Linked DNA regions of Homo sapiens: region 2 is linked to region 1. A link is a loop called in an ENCODE intact Hi-C map of the cell type or tissue named here. Cell type or tissue: mammary epithelial cell. All regions are shown on one strand. Each heading gives the region's core, and the rest is flanking DNA. Links, peaks and the distances in the headings are about the cores only. Region 1 overlaps PDZRN3 (PDZ domain containing ring finger 3). Region 2 overlaps GXYLT2 (glucoside xylosyltransferase 2).

Region 1 (12,669 bases), core at 2,928-10,927:
TGTCTTACTTAGCCCTTAGAAGAAATTATATTCATAGGTAAGGGGAGGCATCTTCCTATCTTTCTATTACCAACAGGGCTGGCTTCGTGCACTTAGGAGAACCCTGTGCTTGGGGCTTAATGCTCTAGTGGTTGTCTTAAAATTCTAAATAATTTTATCTTAAAATTTGTGTTTTGTAAGTGAAATTTGATGGGATCATGGAGCATGCACTGGGGACCTGGAGGCTTGGCCCCTCCTGGCCCCCTCCTCCCCATCTCTGCTGCTGATTTCCATCCTTGGTGGGGCCTGGGAGAGGCGAGGGTTGGAGTCAGGTGTGTGTGCCTGTAGTGGGTGGGCATGACAGTGCCACAGTGTGTTCGATAGGCCTAACGCATCCTGGCACATTGGTTGCCATATCTTTGGGCATCATGCATTGGGTGTGGATTAGGGCTGCAGGCCCTTGGGATGGGGGAGATACCTGGCTTGATTTCCCCAGCCCCAGCCAAGGCACAGTGCACTGAGCAGGTGACTAGCAGGAGAGGTACCCAGCAGCTAGTGGGCAGGGTGCAGCTTCTTCCACTTGTGCTATATTTCCTTGCCTGAAAATGCATGGCATTAAATAGCAAATAGCAGGACAGGGAGACAGAAAGATCATGAAAGAAAAGGAAAAGCTTTATATTTTCATATCTTTAATGGTACCTTTTCCTGCTTTTTCAAACAACGGATCCCCATATTTTCATTTTGCACTGGTCCCTGCAAATTATGTGGCTGATCCTGTTTAGCACTGTATCCTTAGCATCCAGTACAGAGTAGATACTCCAACTCTGCTGAAGAAAACCCTCTTTCTCCATTGTCTATCACAAATAGTGTAAGATAGTGAGAAGTGAGAGGAGGACTTCAGAGGAGTTGCCCTGCATAAGACTAAATACAACATCAAGGCTGTCCTAGCCATGCATATGGGCAGTTTCTTTTCTTTTTTTTTTTTTTTGAGATGGAGTCTCATTCTTTTACCCAAGCTGGAGTGCAGTGGCATGATTTCGGCTCACTGCAACCTCCGCCTCTTCGGTTCAAGCGATTCTCCTGCTTCAGCCTCCCCAGTAGCTGGAATTACAGGTGCCCACCACCATGCTGGGCTAATTTTTGTATTTTTAGTAGAGATGGTGTTTCATCAGTTGGCCAGGCTGGTCTCCAACTCCTGACCTCCAGTAATCTGCCTGCCTCAGCCTCCCAAAGTGCTGGGATTCCAGGCGTGAGCCACCACGCCCGGCCGGTAGTTTCAAATATTCTCACAGGCACCCAAAACGGTGATGGTTCAGAAGGTCTCTCAGGCATCTAAACCCACAAATGTGATTACAAAATAATGATCTGATTTTGTGAGTAGCTTGTGGAATCAGCCAAGTTACTTATAATCACATCTCTTTATGTGTGAATGTATGGATTGACTAAAAAATCCTCTGATGAACTGATTTTAATTGGTACGATCTGCTCTGCAGAAACTTAAAGACATTATTTTTTTCCAAACAACTAATTTTATCTTCACGCCCCAGCACACCTGCACCCCTGGTGGGGCACACCTCTCCCTCTGAAAGGTGGCAAAAGCAGCAGAGCCTGCTTTCCCTTGGGCTTAAAGGGAGCACCCCATACAGAATGCTTGCTTGGCTGAAGTTAATGCTGACCGTTCTGCTTTGGAGACCAACTCTCACTGCTGCACATGGAAACCCAAGACCATGTACGCCCACTACGAAGAGAAATCACACTGTGCTCCTGTTAGGATTCTTATTGATAATGTACAACCAGCACATTCTGACAGTTTTCAGCTCCATATTTGACTGAAAAAGCCTCCCAGCCCCTCTCAACACCCACTGCAAGAGCAGATCTTGCTCCTTTTGGGATGGGCATCTACATCACGGCAAATGTGGGCAACAGCCCCACAGCTGTATTTGTACCAAAGATCAAAGGTTTTTTTTCTTCACCCATTCTCCACCTATAAATTCAAATGTGAGCAATGGCAACAAAAATGGGGGGTATGGGCTTATTCTTTACTGCTGAATCAGCACAAAATCCCACTTAAGGGGAAAAGGCTGAACTATTCAGTCATAGTCACATAAAAATGACCTTTCTAATGAAGGCCTGGTTCTCTGGCAGGTAAGCAATGGCAGACCCCATGCCTGCCTCCTGAGTAAGGAATGCAGGCAGTGGCTACCGCTCCCTGTATCCCTGAACTTCAAAGGAATTCAAGTGACCTAGACCAGCTGGCTGCCAAAGAAAACAGTGTCCAAGGACTCCCTGGCCAGAGATAAGTGCAGGCACAGCAGTCCTTCAACGCACGGGGCTTCTATTTCCTGCCCCTCTCATGTTGAAACTGCAATATCAGGAGACAGCAAAAGCCTGCCAGGCAAGCCCTCCAAGTTCAGGGTCAGTTCAGCTCGCTCCAGGAAAGCTCAGGGAGGCTGCTGATTCCCAAAAGCCCCATTTGCTCAAGCTCATAAGTGCGACCCTCTGGCCTCCTGGCAGGCAGGCTGCATAAGCCCTTGTACCACGCAAGCTCCTGCTCAGGTTACAGAAACTCATATTTTAAATCGGTGAAGTTCTCTCTGGGGTGCTTAGGAAGAATTCTTGCAGCCCATGTCATTCCCTACTTCAGGGAGTGTACTAAGATTAGCCTATAAATGACTCAATGGTTCACCAGGGGCCCCTTTCATGGCCTCCCCCATGGAAGATGCAGCCAGGAGGGGAATCTTGATATCTGAATGCTTTTTGTACCACTCCTGGGTTCTGAGCTGGCTCTACTGGCCACAAACCTGCTTCTTGGAGCCCATTTCAAGAAGATGCAAATTTATATTGCCAGTTAGGTTTTGCATCCATTGCTCAAATGCAGATTTTAAACTGAGAGGAGTATGAGGTCATGGGAAGAAGAGCCCTTGTTAATTCAAGTAGACAGACTTCCAGTCAACAGGAAGAGCAAAAGAAAAACCTTGTGTGGAAGGTTCCTTTTTTTTTTTTAAGAAGCAGGGTCTTCAGGGTCTTGCTTTGTTGCCCAGGCTGGAGTGCAGTGACACAATCATAGCTCACTGCAGCCTTGAATTCCTGGACTCAAGCAATCCTCCCACCTCCTACAGAGTAGCTGAGACTACAGGTGCATACCACTGTGTATGGCTAATATTTAACTTATTTTTTATAGAGTTGGGGGGTCCCTTTTTGTTGTCTAGCCTGGTCTTGAACTCCTGGCTTCAAGCAATCCTCCTGCCTCAGCCTTCCAAAGCATTGGGATTACAGGCATGAGCGACCATGAAGCCAGAAGGTTCTTGATTGGACCAGAGGTGCAGGGTTCACACGTCTCAGGGTACTCCAAGGCTCTAGCAAGAAATGAATTTAGGGACCTCTGCCTTTGATATGTGCTTCTTCACACCCCACCCTCTCTAAAGGAAAAACACACAGACCACTGAAAAGAACACTCTTAAAAAGATTCTGAAAACTAGCAGTGAAGAAAGTTTCAACTAGTGCTTCTCATATTCTCTAACTGTAGAATCCCTTTCCTGAGCATATCAGGCCCCCAAACCAATTTCAAGGGGCCTCTGAAATTTCTAAATTGGTTTCCAAAATAAAATTATCAAAATATTTCACAGAAAAACCCAGATTTCTGTCTTCTCGTGCAAAAATGTGGATGTGCAGGCAGCTGTGGGCTTGTATCTCCTCCTGGGGATAACTAGGGCTCTGGAGTAGCTTATATCATAGGCTGGGCTGTGTGCCTGTGAGCTCGCTACGGTCCCTGGTCTCATTCCCTCTTGTCCTTTGCCTTCTTGGCCCTAGGGGGCATTTGAATTTATGACCCTTGCCTTGAATATGCTCTAAAAAATATGGGACTTAACAATTATCCAAAGCACACGTGAAGGGTATTCATTGGATGTCTGGGTGCATGGTGCTGTTCTCAGTGATCTGGGGCTGCAGAGGTGTTTAAGAACACCCCGCTTCACAGGAGCTTAGAGAAGGGTGAAAAGATAAGGCACATTCAGCAGAGAAGCACCCAAGGAGGCAGTGTGGTACTGAGGCCCTGCTGCTAAGCACTGGCATTTGGACAGCTAGACAGGAAGAAAGGGCTCTGCTGTTCCATAGGCCTGTGGGGTGACTACAGTTAACAGTACTGTGTATTTCAAAATGGCTAGGAGAAAGGATTTTGAATGTTCCCAGTGCAAATAAATGATAAATGGTTGAGGTGGTGGATATGCCAATTACCTAATCTGATCATTACATATTGTATGCATGTATTGAAATATCATATGTACCACATAAATATGTACAATTATTATGTATCAATTTTTAAAAATTAAAACAAAAATAAATGAGTACTCTTAGGGTTAGACTAGATGGAAGGCTTTTCAACCTTTTTTTTTTTTTTTTTTGGCCCTCCTTACACTTTGGAGACTCTTCCCTTATGTGAAATTTTATAAAGAATGAAATCTGAAGGAGGTGGGAGAGGGTATGTCCGGGCCCCCATCTCCTTGGTGTTCCCTTCTTATGCCATAATTTCTCCTTGGCCTCAGAGGCACCTTTACTGCAGGTGAGGGCTCTTTCAAGCCCAGATGGAGCCTCAATGGCCTGGGTGACACCCAAGGTCTCTCTAGACTCTTATGTTCTACCTGTCTTTCTGAAAGCCCCATGGAGTGGGGAGGACAGCCATGACATAGTAAGAAAAGGAGAATTCCCTAGCACCTGACTGAAAAAAATAACTGGGAAGAGAGACAGTGACAATACACAATACACATGACCTCACGTACATGGAGCACGGTGACCATGAACTGTAACATTAAGTATCACCTCAGAAGCATTCCAAACCTGGGTGACTGAGCGCCCCAGTAGATGAGGAGGAGCAGGAGGCTGTGTGGATGTTCACACACCGCCCCCACCTCCCCCAAGAAGATAAGCACTCATGGAAAATCAGAGAGACTGCAGACTCAAATCCCTGGTATCCCTGTAATGTGCACCTCTTGTTTCTGCCCGCCCTCATCCACTCTTGGTAATAGCTCATTTCCACTAGGGCAGCCATCCCTCCTCTCCTTCTCTCAACAGGGTTCCACTTAAGTTGATTCTATCACGACTAGTTTTAGTGATGAAGAGGTGCCTCAGGCCTGGCTAGTCAGATTGCTGATTGGTTAAGGGATGGCACATGCCCTAAACTGGGCCAATGGGTGACCTCCCTATGATTTTTGCTAGAATTATCAAGAAAAGGACTTGCTTTTAAGCAACCACTGGGATTGCTGGGCTGTGACAGGATCAATCTTGGCGGTGCTAGGGGCCACTTTCACCATGTTTGAGAAGAACGTGCCCCAAAACCAAGCCAACAGTGTTTAGCACAGCTAAGTAAATTGAAAGAGACCAATCAACGTTGGATGACCAGATTTGAATATTTGGCTCTAGCTGAGTCTCAAGCTAGATATCCTTGTATTTTTCCATTGCTTTAGCCAATGAATTGTCATTTGCTTTTCGCTATGTTTTGTTTTCTGCTGAGGCCAATTTGGGCTGGGCTTCTGACACATGCATTCCAGAGAGTCCTGCCCGATAGAATCTTTCTTCACTGACCACCACTGTAACAAGTTAGTTAAGTACCTCAAATTCATACTGAGCCTTTCTTACTACAAAACAAGATCAGAATCAGAGAATTAAGAAGTAGAAGGCCATTTACATTATCTCTGTAATAGTAGTTACACATCTTTAACACCACTCATTAGAAAACTAATTTTGGTCCATGTCCAAATCTAACCATTCCCTAAAATAACTCACTTTCATTGGTTAACTGTAAAGCTCAAGGAAGGACAGTCCTAACATATTTACATAAAGCTACTCCTGAAAAGTTGTGTGAATAAAATCTACATCTGCCTTATGGAAAGTCATTTGCTGTCATCCAAAACACCAATAAAGGAACTTATATACCTAGTATAAAATTTATCAAGAGAAATGTTCATAACTTACGGAAGAGTATTTGCCAAAAATAAGTTTCACCGCAATTGTATATAAATTGTTTTTATTGAAATAGAATATTTAAGAGCTGTTGGTTCTGGATATAATTCTTTCACTTCTTTAAAAAGCTTAATTTATTAAGTAATTTTTGCCTGCCTATGATCTTTTTCTTCTGCATTATTTGAAGGACACTTATGTAGTCTCAGTATCAAAAGATAATATCTAAAGAGCACACATAATTTTTTAGAGAATGAAAAACATGATTTCTGGTTCCTTAACTTTCCACAGTATAGAAGATATAGCTTACTTTTCCAACACCCAATCGAGAAAACATGTAACTTGAAGAGATAGTGTTACAAGGGAACAGAAAACCAAATAATGCATATTCTCACTTGTAAGTGGGAGCTAAACATTGGGTACTCGTGGACATAAACATGGCAACAGCAGACACTGGGGACTACTAGAGGGGGGACAGAGGAATGCAAATGCTGGAAAACTGCCTATGGGGTATTACTCACTATGTGGGTGACGGGATCAAGCATACCCCAAACCTCAGCATCACGCAATATGCCCATGTAACAATCACTTTACAAAATGTAACAATCACTTTACCCTGAAAAACAATCATTTTACAAAATCATTTATTGAAAAGCTTCTTTCGATAGCAAGATTCTTTCAGCAAGTGGTTTGCTTTTTAAAAGAATTTTTAATTATGGAAGTAAGAAACAAATATATTTTGCTTGTAAAAAAAAATTAGAACATGCTTAATATAGCTAAAATTCCTTTTGGTCATCTCCTCTTCCAAGGAGAAACCACTGACATCTACCTGGGGTATGCCCTCACAGATCTTTTCACTTACAGATTTATATTGATTCATGTATATGCATCTTCCCATAAATGCCATCAAACATCATGTATTATTTTGTAACTTTTTTTCCTCTGGACAGCATGTCTTAGAGACCTTTCTTATCCGTGCGCATATATTTGTCTTATTATTTTTAATTCTATACTTTATTTAATTATTCTGCTATTGATGGACACTTAGGATGTTTCTGATTGTCTTTTTCCCTATTACAAACAATGCTGCAATGAACATCGAGGCATAAGCCTCTTTACACACATAAGGCTAGAACTTCTCTAGGACTGATTTATGCTCACGTTTCCAGTGTTATAAAACACAAGGCAGACTTTTATGATATTGGCAATAGCAAAAATGCAGTGCCAAAGAAAGTTTATGTAAATGAAAGTTGTTTATTTTTCTCCACTTTTTAAGGATCAGATCACTCTTCTTGCTTTTCAAGAACTGCTATATCTTTAAGGAAGGTTGCCTAATTAAGATAGAAACCATAGCTGGTACTCAACATCGATTTTTTACTTGATCTAATTCCCTACCCTTCCCCCTATCCCCATCCCCCCTGCCAAGATTTTCAGCACCATATATCTGTTCTTAATTGATGTGTTAATTATAAGGATTATCTGTTCATCAAAGTACAGCCTGAAAGACTAAGTCTCAAGTCAAGATATGCACTTGAAAAAAAAAACTGCTCCATATTGATGGACTTCATTTATTTTTAAAGTGAAATGTATGATACATACAAAATAATGCACACACGGTATATACAGTACAAAGAATAAAAAATACCCTGTACCCATCATTTAACTTAAGAACATTTTCCAAGTTGTTGATGCCTATTGAGGGTTACAATCCAATTACCTCATTCTTTTTCTTCGGAGAGGTAAATATTCTGATTTTTATGTTTATCTTTCCTTTGATTCCTTATTAACACTTTATTATGGAAATTTTCAAATATATACGAACATAGAGAACTAACTTAATAAACTCTCATGTACCCAACACAATTTGAATGATTAATCAACATTTTGCCATTCTTGTTTCATATGTCAACTCGCCATTCTTTTTATTTCCTGGGTGTTTTTTTTAAAAGCAAATCCCAGAGACCATGTCATTTCACACAGAAATAATTTATAACGTATTTCTAAGTAAAGAGGACTTAAAAAAAAACAAAATTATAACTACAATGCTAATATCACATAACACAATTAGCAATTCTTTAATTTCATCTAACATCCATCCATATTCAAATTTCAACACACAAAAAGTCCTTTTATAGTTAGTAATAAAAAAGGTAAAAAAATTAAAAAGATACAAACCCAAGAAAACCCCACATTATTTAAAAAATATTTTACTTAAAGCTTTACCAGGTGGCCAATCCATCCCTCAAATTAGCAAACAATTGTAAGTTTTACTATGTAATCAATAGCTCGCTGACCATTACTAATTATATTCAAGGAAGCTAACTGAGGACACAGTTTCTTCCTCTCCCGTCCTGTATTTGGCCTTGTCTTCAGCAGAATCATTAACGTATGGGCACAGCAAATGGCAGGGTTTTGAGATTCGCACGTGTGCTGATGTGGTTAACAAATGAACTAAATTATATGGTGACTCTGATGTTAAAATGTGACTAATACACACTTTGGGCCTTATTTTCTATGCTTAAAAATAATTGGGTAAATACTACAGAGTATTTCGGTTTGGAGCTTGTTTATTTTGCTTTCTTTAAGACAGCATATGATTAATTTAAATGTGGCCATTCAGGAACATTTGCTTCCCTGTTCTGTCTGCTTTTTACACTCAGAACAGAAAAAAAAATGTACATTTGGAGAGCAGTAACACACATGCATTTTACAGGGAGACTTAGGTAAATGTGGAAACAGCTTCTGTGGGATTTTGGTCCTGCTTTTCTTGGTGTATTTATCAATAATGAAGAAAGCCATGAAAACTCATCTTTAAGCCAAATGATCAGATTTTTGTGAATTCAGCTACTTTAAAAAAATTTTTTTAACTTTTTTACTAATCAAAAGAGCTGGAATATCAGCTACTATTATAAAGCAAATGATTCATTATCACTGCTGATATTAGAGGTGCATCCTGATTTAAGAAAACTCAAAGTACAGAAAGGCTCAAGAATTAAAGGTGATTATTGCCATTGTAAAATTTTTTTTATTCTGGAAAATTCCAAACGTATATAAAAGTAGAGGACAGCGTCCTGAAACTCTACGTACCCATCACCCAGCTTAAACAGTTATCAACGTGTTAATCTTGTTTCAAATATACCTCAAATGGTTTTACAACAGGGACAGCACACAGCAACAGATTTGTCTCCATATATATCTAGGGATATAAGGGAGGAAAGAAAACTCATTTAGGGCCGGCACAGCGCCCCCCGTCCCCGCCCCCGCCAACAGCTCAGCGCAGTGATGGGGACGTAACAGGGGCACGACTCGAACCTCTGGGCCCACACCCACAAGAACCCCCCACCACTGCCCAAGGGAGAAGCACTTTAGGTATAGTATGCTGATAATTGAAGAGAGACCTGAAAGGGTGGTAGGGTCTGGGAAGATGCTGAGGTAACAACAGTTGAGCTTGCTGGTTCTAACTCCTTCCTCTCCTCTAGGCAGAGATCTGTTATATCTGAAGTTCCGCCAGAGAAGGTAAGGCCACAAATCCTGGTTATCTGCCTCTGTCATGTAGAGATACAAAAATCATCTTTCTCCCTCCCTCACTTTCCAGACATAGTAAGTCATCAATCCCTGTCACTCCACTTGAAAATACTTCCCAGACCCATCCCATTTTCTCCATCCTCCTGACTTGAGTTTCTATCTATCAAGTCCATCCACAGTGACTTTATGTGTATCCCGACTAACCTGAAAAGCTCCTGGCCTTCCCAGCTGGGATAAGTAGACATTCAGTGGTTAGTGTTGGGGGACAGTTGGTAGTATGTACCAAACTACCGCTGGCTCCAGTATCAAAAGAGAACACAGGACTCTAAGCACTGCTTTCACCAGAGTTAAACAACACCACCTAGGCATTTGAAAAATGGTCGAGTACTTTTTCCCTAACTGCAACATCAAAAACAATGAATTAATTGCTATTCCCTATAACCTAACGCTACCTTTTTGTGCTAGCAGGAGAAAGGGGGAGATGCTCCAAGCCCACAGTGATTCATAACTTTTTTTTTTTTTTGAGATGGAGTCTAGCTCTGTTGCCCAGGCTGGAGTGCAATGACACAATCTCGGCTCACTGCAACCTACGCCTCCTGGGTTCAAGCGATTCTCCTGCCCCAGCCTCCTGAGTAGCTGAGATTACAGGCACACGCCACCGCGCCTGGCTAATTTTTGTATATTTAGTAGAGACGGGGTTTCACATGTTGGTTAGGCTGGTTCTCGAACTCCTGACTTCGTGATCCACCTGCCTCAGCCTCCCAAAGTCCTGGGATTACAGGTGTGAGTCATCGTGCCTGGCCCGTATGTTAACTTTTTACAATACACACAGCATAGACCCAGATGCTGGCTGTGCGGGTCGCTGGTCAGGCTTGCTGCTTGTCTTCTGAGATACAAGCTGGGGTAGCAGGGTCCCAGCATAGGCAGAAACCAGGCTCTGTTCCTGCCTGAGAGACGAGGTTTAACCAGGAGATTCCCAGTGGCCGGTGACACCGCACGAAAGGGATAAACAACCACACGGCTGGTTCTTATGCTCCGTAATCACTCTGCTGAGTGTCCTGGATCCCTTACCACCTGCCAACAGCATGCCTCTTTCCTTGTCCCCTTCAGCAAATGCCAGGTGCCAGGCATTGCTCTGGGCACTGGTTACAAACATCAGTGAAGACCGGCGAGTCCTGATCTCATGGAGTTTTCATTTGTAATCCGTATAGTGTGATTAGGGAGCATCCATGACCAAATTATAAACCTACGAGGCCCAGGCTGGCCCCAGGTGACGCTGGTAACTCACATGGCCACACGCTGTGGTTTTCACACATGTAGGCTGAGCCATGAGCCGCTCCCCTCCCAGGCTCTCAGACCTGACTCACAGTCATCTCTGTCTCGAGTCCTTACACCAACTCACCACCTAAAACATATCTGAGGCATCTGCTACTATTCGTGTAAGGCTCCAGGGTGGATGCTCTAGATATTAACAACCACAAGTTCTGGATTTTCTGGAATGATCCTAATTCTGAAACTATTCTAGTCAATCGCTAGATAAGAAATCGATGAAATTTTAATATTGTGGCATCTAAATGACATCCTCTAAAATGCCCAAAGCCTGAGGTGGTGGTGGTGGTTGGGTCTTCTGTTAGATTACAAAAAGCAGTAAGGGGATCTGGGGAAGCTTCCCTGGCTCATACCTGGGTTTCCCACCTCCTAGTCGTATTTTCTTGGCAAGTTACATAATCTCTCCATGACATAACTTCCTTGCCTATAGTAAATGATGATAATGAAAGTACCTACCTCTACATTATTGTGATGATGAAATGAGTCAACATACAGAGCCTAGACCACAGCTGGCCACACAGAAAGCCTGGTGGATATTAGCTAATATTATTGTTGTGGTTGTTATTGCTATTTAGTGTTGAGGATTTCTTTCATTATTTGGAAAACCCCATCACCACAGGAATGGGGGTTACAAAGAAAGCCCTTGCTTTTTTTCCCCCACCTTCTAGACAGGGTCACACTATGTCACCCTGGATAGAATGCAATGGCGTGATCATGGCTAACCGCAGCCTTGATCTCATGGGTTCAAGTGATCCTCCGCCTCCCAAGTAGCTGGGACTACAGGCATATGCCACCACAGCTGGCTAATTTTTAAATTTTTTGTACAGACTGGGTCTCACTATATTGCCCAGGCTGGTATGGAACTCCTGGGCTCAAGCAATTCTCCAACCTCAGCCTCCTAAAGTGCTGGGATTATAGGCATGAGCCACTGTGCCTGGCTGTCCTTATTATTTATTATTATTTTTTTAATCTGTCACTAAGATTGAACTTGGCCTTTTAAAATGCTTTCTGATACTCCCCTCTCCAACCCCATTTCCACATGAGCTCTGCCACATTTCACTTTGGGCCCTGAATATTTCTGAGCTGAGTTGCCAGGACTGCTGAATGCTAATCACCATGGCTCCACTCTATATAAGTGTTGTTGCCAGAATAATCCTCTTAAAACACAGCCTTAACATGCTCTTTTCCTCCCAACAATGCCTTCTTGTTCTAGAGTGGATTAAGGGTAAAGCTCCTCATCTTTTTATGTTGGCATCTTACTAACCTAGCCTAGCCCACCTGCCAGTTCTCGCCTCCTCCCAAGCTGGGTCACCCCTTTAAACCACCTAAAAATTTATTCCAGGTCATTTCTACCTCTGTCCACCACACCAATGCCTTCTAAAGAAACCTCTTTTTCTCTCCAAAGCCTTCAATCTTAAGGCTTTCATTTCTTCACACAGCCTAACTGATCCACTGCTGCCTATGTGAATCTATCCACCAACTCTTCTGCTCATGTTGAGCTATATCATTTCTTTTTTTTTCTTACTTGGTGTTTTGCCTCCTACGTGCAAGTCTGGTCTCCCATGACAGACTCTAAAATTCTCAAGGGCAAGCATGGTGTCGTATATTCCTTGTTTTCCATCTTCTCTTCTCTTTCCCTACCAATGTCCGTGTAAGCAATTCAGAAATACTTGTAATTTTTGAAACTCTTTGCACAGCTTATCATTATAAACTCTTGCTAACATTTGGCCATAATTAATGAACCTGATTCGAGTCGCAAAATCCAAACACATAGCCACAGCTGTTGGGCTCTTAACAGCAGAACCAGTTTCCCCACTTGTTTTCCACCTTGGCTTAAAATCACATCCACTCCTCACCTGAGCTAGAGGCATCTCTCTGAGTCCT
Region 2 (12,669 bases), core at 2,565-10,564, 550 kb before region 1:
AAATTAAAGGGAAGTATCTCAAAGTAGACAATTAGAAAGTATGGCATGTATAGTATGATTCTATAGGTAGTCTTTTCTTTCCTTTTTTTTTTTTTTAAACATGGGTCTCAGTCTGTCGCCCAGGCTGGAGTGCAGTGGTGCTATCAGAGCTCACTGCAGCCTCAACCTCCCCAGGCTCAGGTGATTCCCTCACCTCAGCCTCCTGAGTAGCTGAGACTACAGGCATGCACCACCACACCTGGCTAATTTTTGTATTTTTTGTAGAGATAAGGTTTTGCCATGTTGCCCAGGCTATTCTTGAACTCCTAGGCTCAAGCAATCCACTCCGCCTGCCTTGGCCTCCCAGAGTGCTAGGATTACAGACTTGAGCCACTGCACTCAGCCAGTATTTTTTAAATGCAAAGAAATGGCCAGGCGCTGTGGCTCACACCTTTAATCCCAGCTACCTGGGAGGCTGAGGCAGGAGGATTGCCTAAGCCCAGGAGGTGGAGGCTGCAATGAGCCATGATTGTGTCACTGTACTCCAGCCTGGGTGACAGAACAAGACCTTACCTCAAAAAAGTAAATAAAATGAAAATGCAAAAATGTATGTGTTCGTGTGTGTTTATAAACATTTACACATACAACCATTTATTCGGTAATATTTATTGAGCCTCAGTTATGTGACTGGCCCTAGAAGTATGACTGTGAATAAGATATCCAAATATCCTAATCTCATGGAGCTTATATCCAAGTCAGAAAAGAATGACAAAAAGCAAGTAAATTAGTTAATTTCAGGCAGTAATAAGAATTACAGAAAAAAGAGTTTAAAGAGTGATGGATTGATTGAGTTGAGATCTGACTTCCTGGCCATATGAAGACCCCATGGAACAGACTGGGATGAGGTTCACTGTTAATGTTGGTTAATTCTGAAGAGAGAGCGGGGGTTGGTTATGGGGGTTTGGAGTGGTGGTGTGGTGAGGATAAGGACAGGTAAAGAGCAACTTGAACTTACTCTGTTGATTGCTGAATTGTTTGTATGTTTTTACAACACACATGCATGAATTTGTGTATTGTGGAATTCAGACAACTCGTGTTTTGTTTGTTTGTTTGTTTCTGAGACAGGGTCTCCCTCTGTCATCCAGGCTAGAGTGCAGTGGTGCAATCATGGCTCATTGCAGCCTCCACCTCCTGAGCTCAGAGGACCCTCCTGTCTCAGCCTCCTGAGTAGCTGGAATTACCCACCCAAACTACCACACCTGACTAATTTTTTAATTTTTTGTAAAGATTGGATCTGTATGTTGCCCAGGCTGGAACTGAACTCCTGGCCTCAAGCAATACTCCCACCTCGGTCTCCCAAAGTGCTGGGATTACAGGCATGAGCCACCGCACTGGCCCAATTTTTAAAAATAGTAAACCAGTAAGAAAGAGAAAAAAGACAAAGAGCATCAGAGCTTTACGTAATGTATGCAAGCTATCTGTTCACATTTGCAAAGACATTCGCATGCACCAGAAGTACAGAGCCGTGAAGGTATAGGCCTCTTTCTGACCATGTGTTCTGGGTCTGCATGTATTTACAATTAAGACAAAAAATAAAGGTGGCAATGATAATAGAGAAAAGGGTTATTATATTATCCTGTTTACTCATCTCCCTGCTACATGTGTCTCTATTCTCCTGTTACTACTCCTGCATTTTTGGTTTTTGAATGCTATCCTCATCAGATGGATTCTGGCCCAGAATCCTCCTAGAGTCCCTGTTGCAGAGTCAAGTCCAGGCCTCTGGGCCTGATGTTGAGGGCCCTTTGCATTCTGAGTTTACATACTAACTTTCAGCATTATTCCAAGTCATGAATTTCCCATTCCAGCCACTCTAGTGTGTGTCACTCTTTCCCAGATGCTGTGCACATTACCCTCTGCCATACTGTTGCCTGGAGACAATAACCTGGCCATTCTACGCCCCTACCTCCAGCCTCACTTATTAAAATCACACCTAGTAATCTTAGCCCAACACCCTAGTAATCTAAGCTCAGAATTCTCTTTGCCTTTAACAAATTATTTCTCACAGGCAGACACACACACACATACACACATGCCCGCACAGTCCTGAGATCAGTGTCAATGTGGACTCATGTTTTTTTAAATAAATATATAGGTACAGATAAGTAAAGAAGTAATTATGGATACTCAACATCTGTGAAAAAAAGGAAAAGATAAAAATAAGAAAAAGAAGTAATTATGGATATGTATGTATACATGGGTTTGTATACATACATGTATTTCCTAGCTCTGTCTACTGTTAGGAGGCTAGAAGCAGTGACACCTGAGTAGCAATGAACACACCTAGCACCTAGATATTGGTTTCTGAATTCCATCCTCCAAAGGAACCCAGGGCTCCTGGGAGAACTGTTCATTCCTGGCTGAAGGCAGGGAAAATGCAAGATGCCCCTGGAGTTAACCTTATGGTGCCAGAAGGTAAGGATGTGCTAAAAAATATTTTTTAATAATAAAAATAATTTTTAAAAGGAGGGGGTTCATATTGGAAGAGGTAGGAGCCAACCTGAAAGAGCTCCAAATGACTTGAGCTGGAACAACTTGAGCAACAAAATAAATAATGATAGTATTTAATTATAACACTTAAAATAATTTTTCATAAGTCCACACCAATCTAAATAAATAACTGAATTAAAAAAATAAATACATAACTGAATAAATAAATAAATAAATGGAGAAAAATCACACCTCTTCCTTATAGAAAATTCCAGTTAATACATGTAGAAAGAAGGAGGCAAATAGAAAATCATTGTTAGAGCACCATAGTAATAATTACTGCGGGTAAGATCTACCTGTGAATGCTAAAATTAAGGAGTGAAAGTTTAACCAGAAACATGATATTTGTATGATTTTTAAAGTATCTCCTCCAAAATATTTAGTAAAGAAAAAGGGGAAATCCTTAGTTGACTGTGGAGAATATTGTCAGACTCCACCTTTGCCAAGCAATCAAGACTGATATCACTTGGCCCGGTCAACATCGTATATGCCCAGGCGTGTTTCACCTCTGTTCTTCCCAATAAAGCATAACCTCAATCTAAACATGCGAAAACATCAGACACCCAAATTGAGGGACTTTGTTCTAAATAACCGGCCAGTGTTTTCAAAGCTGTCCAGGTTATAAAAAAAAAAAAAAAGGAAAGGCTGAGAAATTGTTACAGATTGGAGGAGACTAAGGAGATGTGACAAATAAATTCAGTGTTTGGATCTTGGAACTGAAAGAGGAGATTTGTGGAAAAACTGGTGACATCTGAATAAGTTCTTTAGTTTATTTAGTAGTATTTATACCAGGGTTAATTTCTTAGATTTGATTACTGTTCTCTTGTTATGTAAGATGTTAACACAAGAGAAAGCTGAGTGAAGAATATATGGGAACTCTCTGAACTTTTTACACCTCTTCTGTAAATTTAAAATGATCTCACAATAAAAAATTTAAAAACACAGCCAGACACAGTGGGTGAAAATCAGCACAGTCAAGCAGCTTTGACAACACATTTTACCCAAAGAGATGTGTGTTTCAGAAATGATGGATGCTTCAAAAAGGAAAAGGGGGAAAAAGGAGGACAGGGACCTCATATAATTACAGAAATTAAGTATTATCTTGGAATAACTTCTCAAAATGTATTTGGCTTAAGGAAGTGAAAATTTACAAAGATAAAAATGGGTGAATAAATACAATAGAGTACACATAAAGCAATCTTTATTTTAACTGAAAAAATGCAGTAATGGTATCTGTATTTCTCTTTTTCCTTTTTTTTTTTTTTGGAGACAGGGTCTCCCTCTGTTGCCCAGGCTGGAGTGCAGTGGCATGAACATGCCTCACTCTAGACTTGATCTCCTGAGCTCAAGTGATCCTCCCTCCTCAGCCTCCCGAGTAGCTGGGACCACAGGCACGCCCCACCACGCCTGGCTAACTTTTTATTTTTTTGTAGAGATGGGGTTTCACCATGTTGCCCAGGCTGGTCTGGAACTCCTGGCCTCAAGTGATCCTCCTGCCTTGGCCTCCCAAAGTGCTGGGATTACAGGCGTGATTACAGCACCCAGCCTCTTTTTCCTGTTCTTTATTATGATAAATAGAAATCACATAAAATGTACCATTTTAACCATATCTAAGTGTCCAGTTCTGTGGCATTAAGGACAGACACACTGTTGTGCTAAAATGTTTGCATCTTCCCGAGCTGAAACTAGTGTCTGTATTGCTTGCACCTTTCCATTGAGAGCATCATTTTTTTTTTTTAGAGGTGGAGCCTTGCTATGTTGCCCAGGCTAGTCTCAAACTCCTGGGCTCAAGCTGTCCTCCCATTTTGGCCTTCCAAAGTGCTGGGATTACAGGCGTGAGCCACCATGCCTGGCTGGGAGCATCATTTCTTTAGTTATAATTTGATTTTTTATACATCAAGACTGTGACTTTCTGATTCTGTATAGATTAATAGTTGATATTTTCATTATATTCAAGTCTTTTTGTTTGTTTGTTTAAAGACAGGGTCTCTTTCTCTCACCCAGGCTGGAGTGCAGTAGTGTGATCATAGTTCACTGCAGCCTCAACCTCCTGGGTTCAAGCAATCCTCCTGCCTCAGCCTCCCAAGTAGCTAGGACCACAGGCACATGTCACCACACCTGGCTCTTTTTTTTTCTTTTTTTTTTTGAGACTGTCTGGCTCTGTTGCCCAGGCTGGAGTGCAGTGACACAATCTCAGTTTACTGCAACCTCCAACTCCCAGGTTCAAGTGATTCTCCTGCCTCAGCCTCCCGAGTAGCTGGGATTACAAACGTGTGCCACCATGCCCAGCTAATTTTTGTATTTTTAGTGGAGATGGGGTTTCACCATCTTGGCCAGGCTGGTCTTGAACTCCTGACCTCGAGTGATCCGCCCGCCTCAGCCTCCAAAAGTGCTGGGAGTACACCGCACCCGGCCCCAGCTGTTTGTTTTTTATGTATGTAGGTGATATCTTCTCTTGGCACAAAAAGAGTGTTTCTCTTTTTCTTCTGAAACTGTTGTTTGCTCTTCTCTGTTTCCACCTCCTGAATTAATCCTCTTTAATATTTCCTCTCTCTCCTGATTATCAGCAGGCTCATTTTCCAAAGTTTCCCTCTCTGAAATTCACTTCTGCTTGAATCTGAATGACAACTTTGTCTTTGCTTCTGTTCTTTTCCTCCCCTAGCTCTCTTTCTAGCCCTTTAGTTTGCAGGGCATTTTCGAAATGCATGAGAGGTAAGGAAGTGGAATGATGTGCGTAGCAACCTAGCTGTCTTGTCAACAGAGGCCTAGAGGGTGACGTCCCAGACATGCAAGCAAAAGCAGGATATTCCCGTGATTGGCAATGCAGTGGTTTTCCTTCATGAACTTGAGTCTTCTGCACTTCATTTGTTCACAGATCTTCTCGTCACTTAGAACCTGTCCTTCTCTTCTACAATCAGCCTCAAAGCGTATTTAAAATTATAGTGGTTATCCATCCTGGCTAACACGGTGAAACCCTGTCTCTACTAAAACTACAAAAAAAAAAAAAAAATCAGCCGGGTGTGGTGGCAGGCGCCTGTAGTCCCTGCTACTAAGGAGGCTGAGGCAGGAGAATGGTGTGAACCCGGGAGGCGGAGCTTGCAGCGAGCTGAGATCGCGCCACTGCACTCCAGCCTGGGCGACTGAGCAAGACTCCATCTCAAAAAATAAAAAAATAAAAATAAAATAAAATAATAGTGTTTCTGAGTGAGCTCAACAGTTGAATTCCTTAGCTTGTGTAAATATTTATTGGATGCCTAGCATATATTATGTCAGGCATGGGCCAGGCACACAGACTTTAGATGTTACCTAGATACAGAAGATCCCAGCCCTCAAGGGGTTTCTATTCTAGTTAGAGGAGGCAAGCAACAGATGAGAAAATAATTTAACCAAAGGCCATTGACTGTGAGACATGACGGAAGGAAGGAAGTCGGGTGGTATGATGAAGAGAAAATGGAAGGAAGGAAGGGGGAGCCCTCTGGGAAAATCTTTCTAAGAAGGGATGAGTCAGACCTGAGTGTTCAAGAATAATGAGTGAAGTGCTCTGCCTGGCATTTGGGAAGCATTTGGTGACACTTCACCAGCAGGCCTGGGAAGTTGCTTATCATGAACAGCAGGAGCTCCCTGAAGCTTTACCTGCAGTCTCAGGGAAAGAGGGCAGAATGCGCAGTGACTGCTAATTCACCTACATCAGCAGATATGATTGGGAAGCATTAATTTTCACACTAATCACAGTTTTAATACTGCACTAATCACAGTTTTAGTACTTTAGGCAATGATCAAAAACAAGAGTTCACAAACCTAGAAACTGACTAAAGCATCAGGGGCAATACATGTATTTCATAATCAATAAAGATGCCATTTCTTTTGGCTGGGTGTGGTGGCTCACACCTGTAATACCAGCACTTTTGGAGGCCAAGATGGGAGGGTTGCTTGAGCTCAGGAGTTTGAGATCAATCCGGGCAACATAGCGAGACCTTGTCTCTCCAAAAAATTTAAAAATTAGCTAGGCCTGATGATATATGCCTGCGGTCCCAGCTACTGGAGAGGCTGAGATGGGAGGGTCAGCTGAACCCAGGAAGTTGAGGCTGCAGTGAGCCACGATTGTGACACTGCACTCCAGCCTGGGTGACAGAGCAAGACCCTGTCTGAAAAAAAAAAAAAAAAAAAAAAAAAAAAGGATGTCATTTTAAAGTACATTTGAGGGCCTTATCATCTTAATGAACTTAGGAAATAAAGTGAGAGAGAAGACATCCCAGTCGTAGAGAAGACTAAGTCATTCCAGAAGGCATGTCTTAGTTCAGGCGGCAAGAACACAAGACCATAAGTTAGGTAGCTTATAAACAACAGAAATTTACTTCTCGGTTCCAGAGGCTGGGAAGTCTAAGATAAAGGCACCAAAAGATTGATTCAGCATCTGTCTGGTGAGGACCTGCTTCCTGATTCATAGATGGTGCCTTCTCACCGTGTCCTCCTGTGGTGGAAGGGGTGAGAGAGCTCTCCGAGGCCTTCTTTATAAGGGTGCTAATCCTATTCGTGAGGGCTCCACCCTTATAACCTTATCACCTTTTAGGACTCTACCTCTTAATACCATCACCTTGTGGGTTAAGATTTTAACATATGAACTTGGGGGAAACATAAACATTTAGTCCATGATAAGATGATTCCTTTGTTAAATTAGAAATTTATAGCTTTAATTTTGTTTTTATTTGTTTAAGAGACAGGTCTCCATCTGTTGCCTAGGCCTCTGTGCAGTGGTGTGATCATAGCTCACTGCAGCCTCAAACTCCAGGGCTCAAATGATCCTCCCACTTCAGCCTCCGAAGTAGCTAGGACTACAGGTGCACAGTACCACACCCAGCTACTTTATTACTATTATTGCTATTATTACTATTATTAATATTATTGAAGAGATGAGGCCTTACTACATGGCCCAGGCTGTTTTCAAACTCCTGGCCTCAAGCGATCCTCCCACCTCCTGCTCCCAAAGTGCCCGATGAGCTACCACACCTGGCCTATTGTTTCAATTTTGTGTTTTCTTTCTGACAGAGGGGACTTAAATATTTGTTTCTATCTAAGCAAAGACAAAGATAGAAACAAATATTTAAGCGCATCTCAGATAGAGAAGACCCTGGCTGTAGACGGGGAGAGAATTAGGAGCTCATTGGCTTTCTATTAGGATTATTTAGCTCCCTATCCACTGCTGACTTTGACGGTAATAGAGCAGTAATGAAAGGTGTAAGGCCCTGGAGCCAAAAAAAAATGGATTGTGCTACGCGGTGGAGGAACACTGGTGACAGCAAACTAAGTTGGAGAGGTAGACGGAGTGTGTATATCCTATGGAGCCTTTCATAGACTATGGTACAGGTGTGACTATTTGAAATGCAGTGAAGACCGGGCACAGTGGCTCACACCTGTAATCCCAGCACTTTGGGAGGTGGAGATGGGTGGATCACTTGAGGTCAGGAGTTCTAGACCAGCCTAGCCAACATGGTGAAACCTTGCCTCTACTAAAAATGCAAAAAAGTAGCCAAGTGTGGTGGTGGGCACCTGTGTTCCCAGCTACTCAGGAAGCTGAGGCAGGAGAATCGCTTGAACCCAGGAGGCGGAGGTTGCAGTGAGCCAAGGTCACACCATTGCACTTCCAGCCTGGGCAACAGGAGCAAAACTCCATCTCTAAAAAAAAAGAAAGAAATGCAGTGAAAGGCCTTGGAGGGGTTTGAGGATAAAAGTAGGATGATTTATTGTAGGTTTTTGTTTTTGTTTCAAAGCCCTCTGGACATTGCATAACGATGTAAGGATCAACCCATCAGGAAGGCGTAACCATCTCAAATGAGTGTACACTTCATAACAAAGCTTCCAGTTCCACGAAGCAAAAACATTCCTAGACAAATAGAGAAAAAGATAAATTCACAGAGTTGGAGATTCCAACATTCCTCTTTTAATAACTAACTATCATTAGTGGGAAAATGATTAATGATTCCCTAATTATACCTGTTGATATAAATGAATTTGCAGTAACTCCACATTTCTCCATCCCTTTTTCTTTGTGTCTGGATGTAAAGCTCCATGGAGCTCGTGAAAACCAGTGAGGATATAGAAGACCTTGACAACACTATCAACCAAGTGACCTCATCAACAGCTATAGCATTTATAGACTACTCCTCCCAGCAACTGCAGCATAAACTTTTTTTTATCAAATGTACAGGGAACATTCACCAAGATAGGCCGTATCCTGGGCCATAAAACAAGTCTCAGTCAATTCGAAAAGATGGCAATCCTGCAGTGTGCTCCCTGACTACAAGGGAGTTAACTTAGAAGTGGATAACAAAAAGATATCTGGAAAATTCCAAATATTTGGAAATTAAACAAGACACTTGTACAGAACTGATGGGTTGAAGAACAAGTCACAATGGAAATTAAAAATCCCGGGCCAGGCGCAGTGGCTCACGCCTGTAATCCCAGCACTTTGGGAGGCCAAGGCGGGTGGATCACGAGGTCATGAGATCGAGACCATCCTGGCCAACATGGTGAAACCCCGTCTCTACTGAAAATACAAAAATTAGCTGGGCGTGGTGGTGGGCGCCTGTAATCCCAGCTACTTGGGAGGCTGAGGCAGGAGAATGGCTTGAACCTGGGAGGTGGAGGTTGCAGTGCGCCAAGATCATGCCACTGCACTCCAGCCTGGTGACAGAGCAAGATTCTGTCTCAAAAAAAAAAAAAAAAAAAAATCCCTTTGACTGCTCTGTGAGGAGTGGATTGGAGGGGGCAAGTGCAGACACAGGGAGCCCAGGGAACAGAACTTTACAGAATTCTAGGAGAACTGTCATGGTGCCTTGGACTTCGGGTGAGGAAGCAGAGAAGGAGAGAAATGGACAGACTCAGACATTTTGGAGGTAGAGCCTGTGTGACTTGCTGAGGATTGGATGCGGGCAGTATGGGTAGGCGAGGAAGCAAGGATGACCTAGAGGTGTCTGGGTCAAGTCATTGAACATATCTTCCTGTTGCTCTCAGGATTAAGTCCAAATTTGTCAACATAGTTCCTGATCGGGCACCTGCCCACTTGGACAGCCTGATCTCTCACCCCTCCTCCCACTGTAAACTCCAGCCCTGGAGCAACTGGCAGTCCTCCCTTTGCCATGCCCTCTCTTTTCACATGCTCTTCCATGTTTGCCCTGCTCTCCGCTTATTTATCTCTTAGCTTAGATGTCACTTCTGCTGGGAAGCTTTCCTTACTTTTCCTCCAGCCTGGCTTAAGGGCTCTGCTTTGTGCTTCTGTGCTAACCTTCTCATCATCACTTTGCTTTGCCCCTTTTCTGTCTCCCCCATTAAAGCTCCTGTGAACAGGGAATATGTATCATTCTTTCTTTCTTTTTCTTTTTTTTTTTTTTTTTTTTTTTTTTTTGAGATGGAGTCTTGCTCCATCACCAGGCTGGAGTGCCATGGGGCGATCTCAGCTGACTGCAACCTCCGCCTCCCGGGTTCAGGCGATTCTCCTGCCTCAGCCTCCGGAGTAGCTGAGACCACAGGCACGTGACACCATGCCCAGCCAACTTTTCTTGTATTTTTAGTAGAGATGGGGTCTCACCACGTTGGCCAGGATGGTCTTTATGTCTTGACCTCATGATCCGCTCGCCTTAGCCTCCCAAAGTGCTGGGACTACAGGTGTGAGCCACAGTGCCCGGCCTCATTCTTTCATTACTACTACTACCATAGCCAGTTGCTGGTTACCTGGGCTGTCAGTCAGGAAACCTAGCCCTCATGAGAGTGGGATGAGAATAAGATCACATAGCATTTATTGAGTCCTTGCTGTGTGTGTGCCAGGGGCTTCACACACATCATCTCATTTAATCATCCTGGCAGCATTATGAAATGGGTTATCAATCCCATTTACAGGAAGAGGAAACTGAGACTTAGAATGCTTAAGCAGGCCAGGCATGTAATCCCAGCACTTTGGGAGGCCAAGGCAGGAGGATGACTTGAGCCCAGGAGTTCAAGACCAACCTGGCAACAAACCAAGAGCCTGTCTCTACAAAAAAACAAAAAAATTAGCAGCTGGGCACAGTGGCTTACACCTGTAATCCCAGGACTTTGGGAGGCTGAGGCGGGCGAATCACTTGAGGTCAGGAGTTCAAGACCAGCCTGGCCAACATGGTGAAACCTCGTCTCTAATAAAAATACAAAAATTAGCCAGGTATGGTGTCACAGACCTGTAATCCCAGCTACTCCAGACGTTGAGGCAGGAGAATCGCTTGAACCCAGGAGGCAGAGGTTGCAGTGAGCCGAGATCACGCCATTGCACTCCAGCCCAGGCGACAGTGCGAGACTTCATCTCAAAAAAAGAAAAAAGAAAAAATTAGCTGGCCGCGGTAACTCATGCCTGTGGACCCAGCTACACAGGAGGCTGATATGAGAGGAACACTTGAGCCTAGGAGGTCAAGGCTCAGTGAGCTATGATTGCACCACTGCACTCCAACCTGGGTGACAGAGTGAAACCCTGTCTAAAAAAAAAAAATGGGCCAAAAGAGCTTGTTCAAGATCACATAGTTAGTGGTGGAAATGGAATTTGAACGTAGGTTGCCAGATTTCAAACCTAAAACTTTTAACCACCAAGTCATACTGTCAAACTCAGACTAGAATTACAACAAATTGAAAATGAATTTGAAGGTGCACTGGTGAGCCCCTGATCGTCTTGCTGCCCATGGCCAGTCTTTGGCTCACACTTGGTGCAGATGGCTGAGCAGGGTTCACTGGAGGTGGGTGCCCAGGTTAGGGTGGTGCATGGAGCAGGAGCAGGAAGATCCATTACATTATAGCCAGCAGCATCGGGTACAGAGTACTATTGTGTGCTGCCTTTTAACCCCGCCCCTCACTCTAAAAAAACAAAGGCCTCATTGCTAGTGCTGGCTAATTTCCATAAAGGAATTAGAATGGCTAATTTTATATCCTTTCGATAAATATCCCACATCCCATTATAACATGGCCAACAATGATCCTCTTCAAATTAATACCAGCAGTAATTGCTGCAGAATTAGCCTCTAGAGATGCAATGTTATCAAAAAGTGATTTTTTTTTTGGTCTTTTGTTTTTTCAGATAAAGAGTAAAAAGTCCTTATGTACTTATTTTCAGTCCAGGTACTGAGTGGATCATATTAGGAAGGTTCAAAAACTTCATTGCACTGCTTGACTCTGACTACATAAAAGGCTTTTTGTGGTTGACACGTGTTTTGAAGTGCTGTGAGCATTGATGCGAATGGTAACTAATTATACTTGACATTTTAAAAGCGAAAACACAGAGACTTCTTACAAAACCACTATTTATTGAGTACTTACTATGTGCCAGCCACTGTACTGAGTACTTCGTGGGTTTCATTTCACTGCATCCTTTTAACAACTTGGGTGGGTGGTAAACTGAGGAACTTGTCTGAAGTCACGAGGGTATTACCTCAGGCTGCCAAGACTTGAACTCAGGAATACCAGACTCACGATTCTTAAGTGCTGTTTTCTCACATTTCTCTGAGATGTACCCTTAGGGCTACTTTTGTGTGTTCCTTTGAAATATGATCTACATACCAAAATGAGCATGCTGAAACTTTAAATGCTTAGTTTAAGAAGCAGTCAATATTCAGAATTCTTCCTAATTTTGAAATTAGAATCTTCAAATTCTGTTTTTTTGTTTTGTTTTGTTTTGTTTATTTTTTTGTTTTTTTGTTTTGTTTTATTTGTTTTTGAGACAGAGTCTTACTCACTCTGTCTCCCAGGCTGCAGTGCAGTGGCACAATCTCAGCTCACTGTAACCTCTGCCTCCCGGGTTCAAGGGATTCTCCTGCCTCAGCCTCCTGAGTAGCTGGAATTATAGGCACGTGACACCATGCCCAGCTTTTTTTTTTTTTTTGAGACAGAGTCTCACTCTGTCACCCAGGCTGGAGTGCAGTGTCATCATTTCGGCTCACTGCAACGCTCACCTCCCGGGCTCAAGCAATTCTTGTACCTCAGCCTCTCGAGTATCTTGAATTACAGGCACACACCACAACCCCCGGCTAATTTTTGTATTTTTAGTAGAGACAGGGTTTCAGCATATTGGCCAGGCTGGTCTCAAACTCCTGACCTAAAGTGATCTGCCTGCCTCAGCCTCCCAGGCACCGT

Evidence for each region. Peaks named below come from ENCODE experiments on the same cell type or tissue, not always from the same donor. Only the 100,000 strongest peaks of a DNase experiment are listed, where the experiment ranks them.
Region 2: it touches region 1 in a loop (6-fold over the local background); 5 of 110 quality-filtered maps call a loop at or near these places.

What each region holds. Positions count from the first base shown.
Region 1 is chr3:73,488,624-73,501,292 of GRCh38, forward strand. The region is part of intron 3 of PDZRN3 (PDZ domain containing ring finger 3); the gene reads right to left. Among named protein-coding and RNA genes, the nearest start is that of PDZRN3-AS1, 130 kb to the right of the region's middle. RefSeq lists an enhancer at 10,872-10,951. In mammary epithelial cell, for the core only: no CTCF peak of the experiment used is centred there; no DNase peak of the experiment used is centred there.
Region 2 is chr3:72,939,603-72,952,271 of GRCh38, forward strand. The region is part of intron 3 of GXYLT2 (glucoside xylosyltransferase 2); the gene reads left to right. Among named protein-coding and RNA genes, the nearest start is that of PPP4R2, 51 kb to the right of the region's middle. RefSeq lists an enhancer at 11,173-11,302. In mammary epithelial cell, for the core only: no CTCF peak of the experiment used is centred there; a DNase peak (open chromatin) is centred at 6,029.